Linked DNA regions of Mus musculus: region 2 is linked to region 1. A link is a contact called in ENCODE POLR2A ChIA-PET data. All regions are on one chromosome and are shown on one strand. The core of a region is the stretch at or near the end of the contact, and the rest is flanking DNA. Distances in the headings are between cores, read along the strand shown.

The links. ChIA-PET counts read pairs that join two places held with the same protein, here RNA polymerase II (POLR2A).
Region 2: POLR2A ChIA-PET joins it to region 1 with 10 read pairs in embryonic stem cell. The contact joins the promoter of Txndc16 here to the promoter of Styx in region 1. POLR2A ChIA-PET finds 5 or more read pairs at or near these places in 3 of 5 experiments (Patski and embryonic stem cell).

The regions. Positions count from the first base shown.
Region 1 is chr14:45,348,133-45,353,555 of GRCm38, reverse strand. It overlaps Styx (serine/threonine/tyrosine interaction protein), which reads right to left and starts at 2,370. Exons shown (of 11, transcript NM_019637.3): 1 at 2,027-2,370. The coding sequence starts at 2,083. Psmc6 (proteasome (prosome, macropain) 26S subunit, ATPase, 6) reads right to left here. Exons shown (of 14, transcript NM_025959.3): 14 at 4,485-4,973. The coding sequence ends at 4,855.
Region 2 is chr14:45,216,537-45,221,959 of GRCm38, reverse strand. It overlaps Txndc16 (thioredoxin domain containing 16), which reads left to right and starts at 2,535. Exons shown (of 21, transcript NM_001310534.1): 1 at 2,535-2,743; 2 at 2,911-2,964. It overlaps Gpr137c (G protein-coupled receptor 137C), which reads right to left and starts at 2,243. Exons shown (of 7, transcript NM_027518.2): 1 at 1,542-2,243. The coding sequence starts at 1,967.

The DNA of each region.
Region 1 (5,423 bases), core at 1,121-3,620:
ATAATACCAGCTCTGACTTAGGCAGAGACAGGAGGACGGCTTGGGATTTCTGGCTTCCAGCTTTGCCAAGAAAACATGAGCCCCGGGTTCAGGCAGAGACCCTGCTCAGAATAGCCACAGTGATAAATGACTGAGTGCATACACAGGGACATCCGTTATGTACACAAATAAGATTTTATAATCTTTAAAAACTTCTTTCAAGCTGGGCATAGTAGCACACCTTTAATTTCAATATTCAGGAGACAGAGACAGGTGGATCCCTGTGAGTTCGAAGCCGGCTTAGATTAGATCCTGCCCCTGACCCCCTAATAGCTTTTTATAAAAACACGATTTTATTTTTTAATTAATTAATTAATTAATTAATTTTTGAGAAAAGGATTCTTTGTGTAGCCCTGGCTGTCCTGGAACTTGCTTTGTAGATCTGGCTTGCCTGCAACTCTGAGATCCATTTGCCCCTGCCTCCCAAGTGCTAGAATTAAAAGCATGTACCATCATGCCCGGCTATAAAGACCAATTTTATAAACAGATTTTTTTAAATTAGGTATTTTCCTCATTTACATTTCCAATGCTATCCCAAAAGTCCCCCATACCCTCCCCCCCACTCCCGCTTTTTGGCCCTGGCATTCCCCAAACAGATTCTTATTAAAGAAAAAATTTAAAAGTGTTCTGTTAAAACAAAAGTATTAACATTGTGTCTATTTTTATTTATACTTCTATTTTAAATTCTATTTAAAGAATCTTATCTGTCCCCAGAATTTTATTTAGAGATTTTTATTACTTTACATGTATTAGTGTTTTGCTTTTGTGCATGTATGTATATTATGTATGCCTCAACCATCACTACTACAAATAAGAAAGAGAATCCTTCAAATGACAGTAAGTCACTTGGGAGAACAGGGGACATTCCTGGGTACACAAGACCTTGTCTTACAAAGTTCCAGGACAGCCAGGGCTACAAAGAAACCCTTTCTCAAAAACCCACCATCACAACAAAACAAATACAAAAAAGTGATCTGAATCAAATGAAGACATTCAATAGAATTGAGCATTTGGTATAAAGTCTCCATCTCATCTGTAACTGAGACTGGTCTCAAATTTGCTATAGAACCAAGGCTACAGTGACCCCTCCTTTCTCCTTCCACCTCCCAAGTAGAGGGGTTACAAGTGTGCCAGCCAAGAGTAGTCCCAAATACCTTTAAAACACTGAGAGATTAAGGGGTGTACACCTTCAATCCCAGCATTTGGGGTACAGAAGCAGGTGGATCTCTTTGGGTTTCAGGCCAGCCTCGTCTAGTGAGTTCCAGGACAGCCAGGACTTATATCAAACACACAAGCAAAACTCTAGAATCCTTTTTTGATCCTATTAAGTGTCACAGGTAAGAATCCTTGTCACTAATTTTAGCCTCTGGCAAACTCTAACTTAACAGTTTCTGGTACCATAAAATATTTGCAACAGATGTTAGGTAAAGAAAAAAATCAAGGTGGGGTGAAAAGAACCCTTAAATCATAAATTGGGAGAATTTTGCTCTCGATAGTACAGGCAAGATTTGTTACTAAAAATTTTCAAATTCAAAGAAGCTTAGCTTTTCTACTCCCCCCCCCCCCCCGCCCCACGCTAGTCATCGTTTTTTGTGGGTTTTTTGGTAGTGGTGGTGGTTGGTTTTTGACTTGAGTACTATTAGAGGGGTGCAATTCCAGAGTTCACGCCTCCGATCTATTCCACACGTGGGGCTGGCTATGTGTCCCGCATGTGAATCTAACATCAAGCTCAGATTAAAAACAACTCCACAGCGTGTTGCTCTGGTAAGGAAGAGTCTGTGTTCACGAAAAGCCTCAACGCCGAGGCGAGTGGTCAAGAGTACTCTCCGGGTTGGCTCCTCCGATAGGGTCCCGCGGGAGGAGGACCTCACTGACGCCCCTTCACGCCCAAGGGGAAAGGGAAGAGTCTGGGACAGTTGGGCCAGAGGCGCTGCTTGGCCGGAGACCCGGGGGCTGCCCGCGGCAGGGCGGGCCGCCGGGCACTCACCTCGGCGTCGTCTTTGCACTGCGGGAGCGAGGGGAACTCCAGTTTCACGTCCTCCATGGTCCCAGGGCCCCGGTGGGTGGGCGCGGTGCGCCCGGCCGCCCTCCGGGCTGGCAGAGGCGACAAGGGAAGGAGGGCGGGCGGGCGGGCGAGCGGTGGGGGGGCTGACGCGCGGCAGGCTCACAGCAAGCACTCGCGGACCACAGGATCCAAGCGGCTGCGACAGGAAGGCGGAGGGCAGGGCGGTGCGCTGCCGGCCGCCATGCTGCGGCCGTGTCCCTCCCGCAGGTCTCCGCGCCCCTCAGAGAGCCGGGATCCGACCCAGGCACGAGCCCATAACCGTCTCCTCCCGCCCCAGCCCACGCGGCCCAGCCAATCCCAGCCCACGCTCGCCGACGGCCCGCCCCCGCCGCCAGGTGTCAGCGCGCCTCCGCCCCGCCCGTCCGCGAGCGCGCAGACGCGGGGGGAGGAGCTTCCCGCAGGGCGGAGCTGCGGCCGTAGGGGAGGAGCGGTCGGGGCCAAGGCCTTCCCAAATGGGATGGGAGTCCGTCCCTTCAAAGTGTCCTCCACACTCAGAGGAATGCTGCTCGATCCAATCCGTGGGGGAAGTCATAACCAAACAGGAAGAGTTCAGCTTAAATTCATGTTAGACTACGAAAAAAACAAAAACAAAAAACCCCGAGATACCCATCATCTTTAAACAAAGTAGAAAGTGGCCTCTTAGGTATACTCCGGAGTGTTAACAACTCAAATTATCCAGAAAATTTCAAGAAAATGATTCTTAAAAAAAGTCATCAGAAATGTAAATGATAGTTTACTTACTAAATTGTATTCGGTACTCTTTAAGATTTCTCCGAGCCTATTTTTCAACATAAAAGATGATTGTGTGAGGAGCTGGCGTTAGAGTTAATAATTTTTGAAGAATATACCTTCTTCAGGGTCTCGCTATGTACACCAGGCTGGTCCTCAAATTTACAAGAGTTCTGAGATGAAATGATTAAAGGCCTGGTTTGAACTTCTGAACCACCTTTGGTCTCACTGAAGGAATCACTGAAGGCTGCAAAGTGTGTAACTAAGACTATCACTACTTTTCACTGTATTTTAACACTACTTCCTAGAGACCTCAGGACTGTCATTATCAAAAAAAAAAAAAAAAAAAATCCTTTAAAGTGGAAGGACCGCGTGTTTAACTTGGATTTCCTCTTAACTCTTTTCATGTTGTCATATATGTAATGCATGTTCAATATACAGGATAGCTGTTCAAAAATTAGGTGGCTAATTAGATGGTCTATGCTCTCTAGTGTTACATAAACTATTATCCAGCTTTAAGAATTACAAAAGGCACAGAATACCCTGCTAGTAATTTTTAATTAAAAAATAATCCAATGGCAAGTATTGTGGTAAATGCCTTTAATTCCACCACTCAGGAGAGGCAAGAAAATGTCTGTGAGTTGAGACTGGCCTAACCCACACAGTAAGTGTCCCAGGCCAGCCAGGGGTACATAGTGAGACCTTGTCTCAAAAAGAAAGGGGAAGCTGGGCAGTGGTGGCATACCCTTTTAATTCCAGCACTTGGGAGGCAGAGGCAGGCAGATTTCTGAGTTCGAGGCCAGCCTGGTCTACAGAGTGAGTTCCAGGACAGCCAGGGCTACACAGAGAAACCCTGTCTCGAAAAACCAAAGAGAGAGAGAGAGAGAGAGAGAGAGAGAGAGAAAGGGAGGGAGGGAGGGAGGGAGGGAGGGAGGGAGAGAGAGAGAGAGAGAGAGAGAGAGAGAGAGAGAGAGAGAGAGAAAAGAAGAATTACATACCTAGCTGGATCATTTATGGTTAGTCCTTTGGTATTTATGAAACTGAAGTTTGATGTCTTTATTTAAACAAGAATTAACTATAAATAATCTCAATTTTTAGACATTGACAATTTCCTTATACAACTTTTGATTGCCACATGAAATTAGAATTGTGTACAGGTAACAGAACTTTTGTTTTGAACATTTAACATTCCATAGAGTAGACACTCTCAGCCTGGTATTTACTGGAAGATATTTATAGAATCCACTGGTGAACCTAAGAAATAATAGATCGCTAGAAATCACATATATGTAAAATTACATGTCCATGAACAGACTTTTCCTGGATCCAGACCACAAAAAGGGAATTATTTTTCACATAAACCAAATTATAAGTATTACTTCCAGTCATAATCTTTAAAAAGTTAAAATTATCAAATACCTAACTGCAATAGGTAAAGAGAATTTCTTGGAAGACACAAGTACATGTATATACTCCATAACCCCACACTCTATGATCTATAAAAGAAGACATTCTTGTGGACTCTGTGAGTACTGTTTAAAATTCAAAGCCCTATTTTAATTTTCAACTTCATCCAGGTTTTCAAATCATATACTTACTAATCCAAAAGGACAAGAATAAATGTGCTTTTAGAAAAGACAAGAGTATATATAGGACAACTTAAAACAGATTTTATTGCTTTTTTTTTAAGGACGAGGAAAACAAAATATAAAATAAGTCATAAGAAATGCTCTCCTCTACTATCTCAATCATTTTGAATGTTGTACAAAATGCTCACAAAGCAAATATGAAAAGCTTCAGGATGTCTTTTGTAAATTCTGCTGAAGTAAATGCAACATCACCAAACATGACTTTCTTCTGTACCAATTTTTAAAAAATTACTGAATTACATACTATTATGTTGCTTATACATGTTTATTCACTTTTAATAAGATCATTGCCAATACATACATTATTTTCCTTAACTTTATTTTTACATTAAACCAATGTCTGTCATGCAGCCACCAAACCCTTCTAGTGAATCACACAGGTTTGTAGTCCAGCTTGGACTCCAGCTTCTTGGAGTCAGCCACTTTCCTGACTGCTTTCATGAAGTCTTCCTGAACTACAAAATCATGATCGGCACGAATTGCAAACATACCTGTGGAAAACAAAACAAATTGCTGCTTATAGTGTGTGCGATGCAGTTCAATCAGTAAGACAGCTAAGCTGGGAACAGTGGTACCTGACTGTAAGTAAGCTCAGCACTTAGCAGATCTCAAGTTCAAGACCAGCCTAACATGTCAAGACCTCATCTCAAAAGAAAAGGGGAAAGAAAACTAAGTGATCTTATCTCTATGGAGGAAATGTGAAGAGATATACACTTACTACTTCTGAGCCAGTAATGCTACTTCATACATTTTCATAAATAGCGTGAGCATTGTTTTTGAAATAAGCAGATACCACAATTACCTGACTATTTAAAATCTGGACTGTGTAGTACTTAATGAAATTAATATTCATTTAATAAAAATCCTGGCAGTATTAAGTGGTGGTACTTAATAAAAACACCTGGAACAAAACATCTGGGCTAGGATGGAACAGGTAGGAT
Region 2 (5,423 bases), core at 1,286-3,785, 130 kb after region 1:
CTTCAATAATGAGAAATTACTAATGTACTATCAGAAGTGTCAAGAAGAACTCAGTATCAGTTTACCTATAAATATGTGTTATAAAACCTTAAGCAACTGGATGATCCCCAAATATGATACCATTGTAGCATGTTTATTTGATTTACAATTGCATATGCTTTTCACTTTTGCTTAAGAGTGTGGCATTATTTTTGTGGTATTATGAGGTTTTTTATGGTATTATGTTGCTAGAGAATAAAAATAAAGTTTGGTTTTGTTACTCAATAATTGTTTTTTATTGGATATAGCTTGTATATATAACAATTGTATATAGCTGAAATTACAATTGTGATTTTAAAAACGCTTTCTATTTTCCTGTTTATTAAGGGGAAAAAAAGAGTTGGTTTATGTAGGAAATATAAACACAATCTGATTCAAAAGTGCCTTTTTTGGGTTACTTTTCCTTGGAACTGTGTTAATTCTCATCACCTCCAAAAGCCTTTGAGAGGATTAGCTGCATAGACCAATACCGTTCTATATTAGTCAGTATTAAGTGTATGATGTCACCTTTTTTTCTCCTCTCCTAAGCTCGTATTTTGAGGGAAAAGAAGACTGGGGGGGGGGGGGTGGAACCTGAAAATAATAAGGCATAAATACCAGATAGACATGATTGACAACCTTATACCCCCAACCTGTCTGAAATGGGTCAAATGTGCTGCAGAACAATGCAATCCAACCAGCAATTCCCCGTAAAAGAGAAAGGGGGTGTGATTAGACTCCAGCTATTAAGCAAGTTGTTGGAAAAACAAAATCAAAAACACCAAAAAACATAGTTCCGTGGTTTGTTTCTGCAACAGGCACAGGTTAAGCTTGTATCTTCTCTCCTAATTAGCTCTCCCCCAAAGGGCTGTGCTGTAAGAGACCGCCTAAATCGCCAAAGCAAGCAGCAACTGGGACAAACACTAAGGGCTTTATGGAGGTCCTTCGACTGTCCCGCAGCATTGGTTATTGATCGTTCACCCCGTCGGGGAAGCGATCGATCAGAATTTGTGCAAGGTGTATCGAGCCACAGTTAAGGAGATGCGGGGGGGGGGGGGGATATAAGCTTCTAATAAAAGAAACGCAGCAACAATAGCGGAGGAACAGCTCTGCCTGGTGACGTAATGGCTGGCAGCGGTCCAGCTTCAGCAGAGCTGCCTCTACTTCAGCATCCAACCTCCCTCAACCCGGTCCAGCCTCGACAGAGCTACCGGAGCTGCTACTTCTTACGATGCTTCTCTGTGGTCGCCACCAACGCCTTACGTGGAGGTCTGGGACATTGAACAAAGGGTGTCCCACTGCCTTAAGTTGTCGGGGCACGCATACTCTCTCTCTCACACTTCTCCAACCCCCTCAGGCACCGAGTCCATCAGCGGCTTAAGTTGAGGGAGAGGGAAAGACAGGAGTGTCTCAGTGTCCCCAGACTGCCCTCCGGCCACCTCCCCCAGCCCCGACCCCTTCCGTCTCGGCAGGAGTGGATCCCGGCGGCCCCGCTCCCCCGCTCGCCGGTCCTCCCGCCTTACCTCTGCCAGGTAGAGGTTGAGGAGACAGAGCGTGGAGAACTGTAGGCAGGAGGGGAAGCAGTAGAGCAGCCAGTGCGGGAAGAAGTGCAGGCGAGAGGGTGGCCGCAGCAGGGGCAGAGAGCCGCTGAGGGAGAAGGCGGCCGAGAAGAGCGTGGTCCTGAGCGCTGCCCACGCGAGACACAGGAAGAGGCAGAGGCTCTGGTAACTGAGCCGCCGCTCGCGGTACAGGAGCAGCCGCCACAGCTGCAGGTAGGCAAAGGCGAAGAGCGCGGCGTAGAGCAGCGCGTGCAGCACGCTCAGCGCCAGCTGCACCGAACCGGGAACCGCGGCGCCCGAGGCCGCGACGGCGCCCCCGCCGGACGTCGAGGGTTCGCGGCCGGCCGTGGGGACCGCGGCGGCCGCCGGCCCGGACACTGATACCCTCATGAGGGGACGCGAGCAGCGGGGAGGGAGCGCGGGAAGGAAGCGGCCCGAGCGCCCCCCGGACCTCCCGCCCGCCCCAGCCTGCGGCCCCGGGCAGCGCCGTGACAGGAGTCGCAGCCCCGCGCGATGGCCGCGGCTGCCCTCGGGCCCGCCTCCCCTTCCCCCCGGGGGGCTCGGTTCCTCGGGCCGCGGCTCGGCTCCGCAGCAGCAGCAAACAACTCTCGGCTGGAGACAATCAGCTGAGAAACCCGAGCTTTTGAGGCGCTCGCTCCGCACTGTGAGCTGCCGGCGATTGGCCCGGGCGGGCGCGCCCTCCGGGCGCCTCACTCGGAATACCACAGGCCTCAGAGCCTGTCACTCCAGAAGCCTTTGATCTGATTGGCCTTCTGCTTTCTCCTCTTTTACCCCCGCCCCTCTTCCCACCCACGCTGCTGATTGGCCCAGCAACTGCAAGACTTCCTCGCGCCGGCGGGAGGACTCCAGATTCTGTCACCTGGGGCTGTTCTCGCTCCGCCCCCTGACCGTCCATTGGTTGGAGGATCTCTTACGTAAGGAGCACGAGGAGCAGGCGGAGCCTCGGGGGTTGTTTTTTCGCCCAAGAGACTGATTTTGCGGAGGCAGTGCCGGCCGTGGGCGGTGAGCTTCTCAGGTAGGCGTAGTTGCTTTGGGAGCCGCCGTAGGGACCAGCCCCTGCCCCGCCTTCTGTCACCATCTCTACTCTGATGGCGGGACGTGCTGTCCTCAGAGACCTTTCATCTCTGCACGAGAATCTCAGGCAGGTGGGTAGCAGCGCGGGCCTCAAGACTTTGCCTGCAGGATTGCATGCACATCAGCACTCGGCAAACGTCCCTCCAGCCAGGTTGCTTGCTGATTCAGTTCACCTGTTTCTGGGGGCACCAAACGACGCTGGTTTTGATTTCATTTCCCCCCCTTTTCTTTTTCTGAGCTGGAGGAAACACGGGGCGAGGAAAGCGAATGAAGCAAAGCGCGAGCGGAAACTGTAAGTAATCAACCCTTTCTTCTCTTGGGAAGAGGTCCTGAAGGATGGTGGTCCTGGGAACAGATGAACGTTGAGGCCTTCTCCAAGGGGAAGGTGATTCTTCGAAACTTGCAATTTAGAAAGCTCTCTTGGGCGCAGGGGTGGGCAGGGGAGGGGTGGGGGGAGCGCGGAGCAGTAACAATGTGGTGATTGTCCAGAATGGAAGAGTTTGTGTGAGATTCTGCTTGTGTGTTGGAACAAGTGGTGCTATTCTCATCAGAGACTGAGAGATACAAAATAAGAGGTATATTTCTGCTTTAAATAAGTGAGGAACGGTTGTATGTTGGCCACTACATGAAGGTTTTTTTTTTTGTTTTTTGTTTTTTGTGTTTTTTTTGTATTTGGTATTTGGTAGCAAATCAGTCAAAGTAATGCAAGATGAGGAAGGATCCTGTGTTCTCAGAGTGAGCCTCTCATTGCAGATTCAGTGCTTCTGTAGACAGCATATTTACTGGAGCATCCAATATCCAGCCTTTCCTAAATACTCCCTCCTTAAGGTCTGCTTAAGAAGATGGCTGTTTCTCAGTCCTCCACCACCAAGTACATGTTACAAAGGGGCTTAAGATCTGTTCTGTACTTATTCTGGTCCAGTAGTTTGCCAGACACCAGACAGTATTACCATCCACAAGTGTAATCATGCACACACATGTACAATAATGATAAAATGAAAAGAAAGCCCTAAGTCTGTGTTTATTCAGTGGTAGGCTCATCAGGAAGACTATAATGAGGCAGGAGACTCTCCAGCATTTAGATGTTGTCTTTTTCTCATTAGCTGTATGGTGGAGGCTATGTTACAGATGTTTAGCCAGATACACATGTGGATGGTCAGCTTTGACTGAAAGGGAAAGGGGAAGTGCAGGATTGATTTTTGGTTCTTGTTTATAATGTTCTGTCTTCCATGATGTTTTACTCAGCACAGGCTAAGCTCGCTGCAAGGTCTTTATACAGATGCGGATCCTTCAGAGAACTTGAGTACACAGCAGTACAGATCAGCAGCCAGCAGGTCTCGTTCTGCGTGCCCTAGAGCATGGTTCTCCATGGTCCTTGACCTTGTCCTGTGACAGGTCCTGCCAGTTTTATCATTATCTTGGCAGGATCTCAAACTGGTTTTGGAGTATATGGGCTTTTGTTTCAAGGCTGAGGTGGTTTGGTCAGCATGCTACTTGGAACAAGGAATAGTTTGGGTGTAAGTTACATTTTATGTTTGCATATTGCCTGTCTTTGCTGGTGCTTCCTGGAATCTGTGTTTGCATACCTTGTTAAATACAACCAACAGCAGCTACTATACAATACGAATCTGTTTGCAAGCCTCTTAGTGCTTAAAATAAGCTTGTTAACGGTAAGAACTTTGGTACACACTCATTGTAGACTCATTAGGTATGTCTCATCTCCAAATTGCTGTAGCAACAGTTTTGCCAACTTGAGGTGGCTCATTTATTGATTATCAATGTCAGATAACCCTTTTCTTGTGGTGCTCAGACCAGTTTTGAGGTCTGTTTGACCTCCTAGCTAGTACTTCAGAGTTTTTGTTAAAACATTTTTCTTTTTTTAAAAAGATTTATTTATTTATTTCTTGTATGTGAGTACACTGCTGCTGTCTTCAGACACACTAGAAGAGAGCATTGAATCCCCATTACAGATGGTTGTGAGCCACCATGTGGTTGCTGGGAATTGAACTCAGGACCTTTGGAGGAGCAGTCAGTGCTCTTAACTGCTGAGCCATCTCTCCAGCCCCACTTTAGAGTTCTTGTTAAGGCAGCTGCTCTTTCCTATCTTGTGTACCAGTGGACATACACTGGTTTAAGCTTCAGAAGTAGGTCCTCAAATCTTGATGACTTAGCATTTTCCAAGTCTCCCTTGAGCTCATTACGTATTAGCTAAGGGTTCTTTGTGCTGTATTCCTACAGTCACAGTACCTACCAATTTAATTAAACATTTCTGGAAATAAAGTGCCTGCCACATGCTGGCTGTTGAAACTGTTGACCGACCCCCACCCCACCCGCACCCCCTCGCTCGCTTGCCCCACATTGAAGTCACGAGGTATCATACACAGCGTGAGCAGGGGTGGAATGAGGAAGCTCAGTGAAACCTGCCTTACACCTATGAAGAGTACTGAACCAAGGAGCAGCCACACCCAGGGAGGCAGGCCACATTTCTCCCATGGTTCTCATCAATTTGTGTAGGTGTGTAGAATTTTGAAGCACGGAGCGCTGCTTTTGTACCCTTTCTCCTTACTGGAGGGAAAAGTCATTTTCTGTCAGTATTTTCTGTTATCTCTGTCTTTACTCTGTGCACGCTGATATTCTCTCCCACCCACATTCTCTGTCCTTTAGTTTAAAGAGCCTTGTAGTAGGAAGGCAAGCCTCTGAGCAGTACATCTTATTTTCCGTGTATGGGTTTGTCCATTCTTTTGTAGCCGG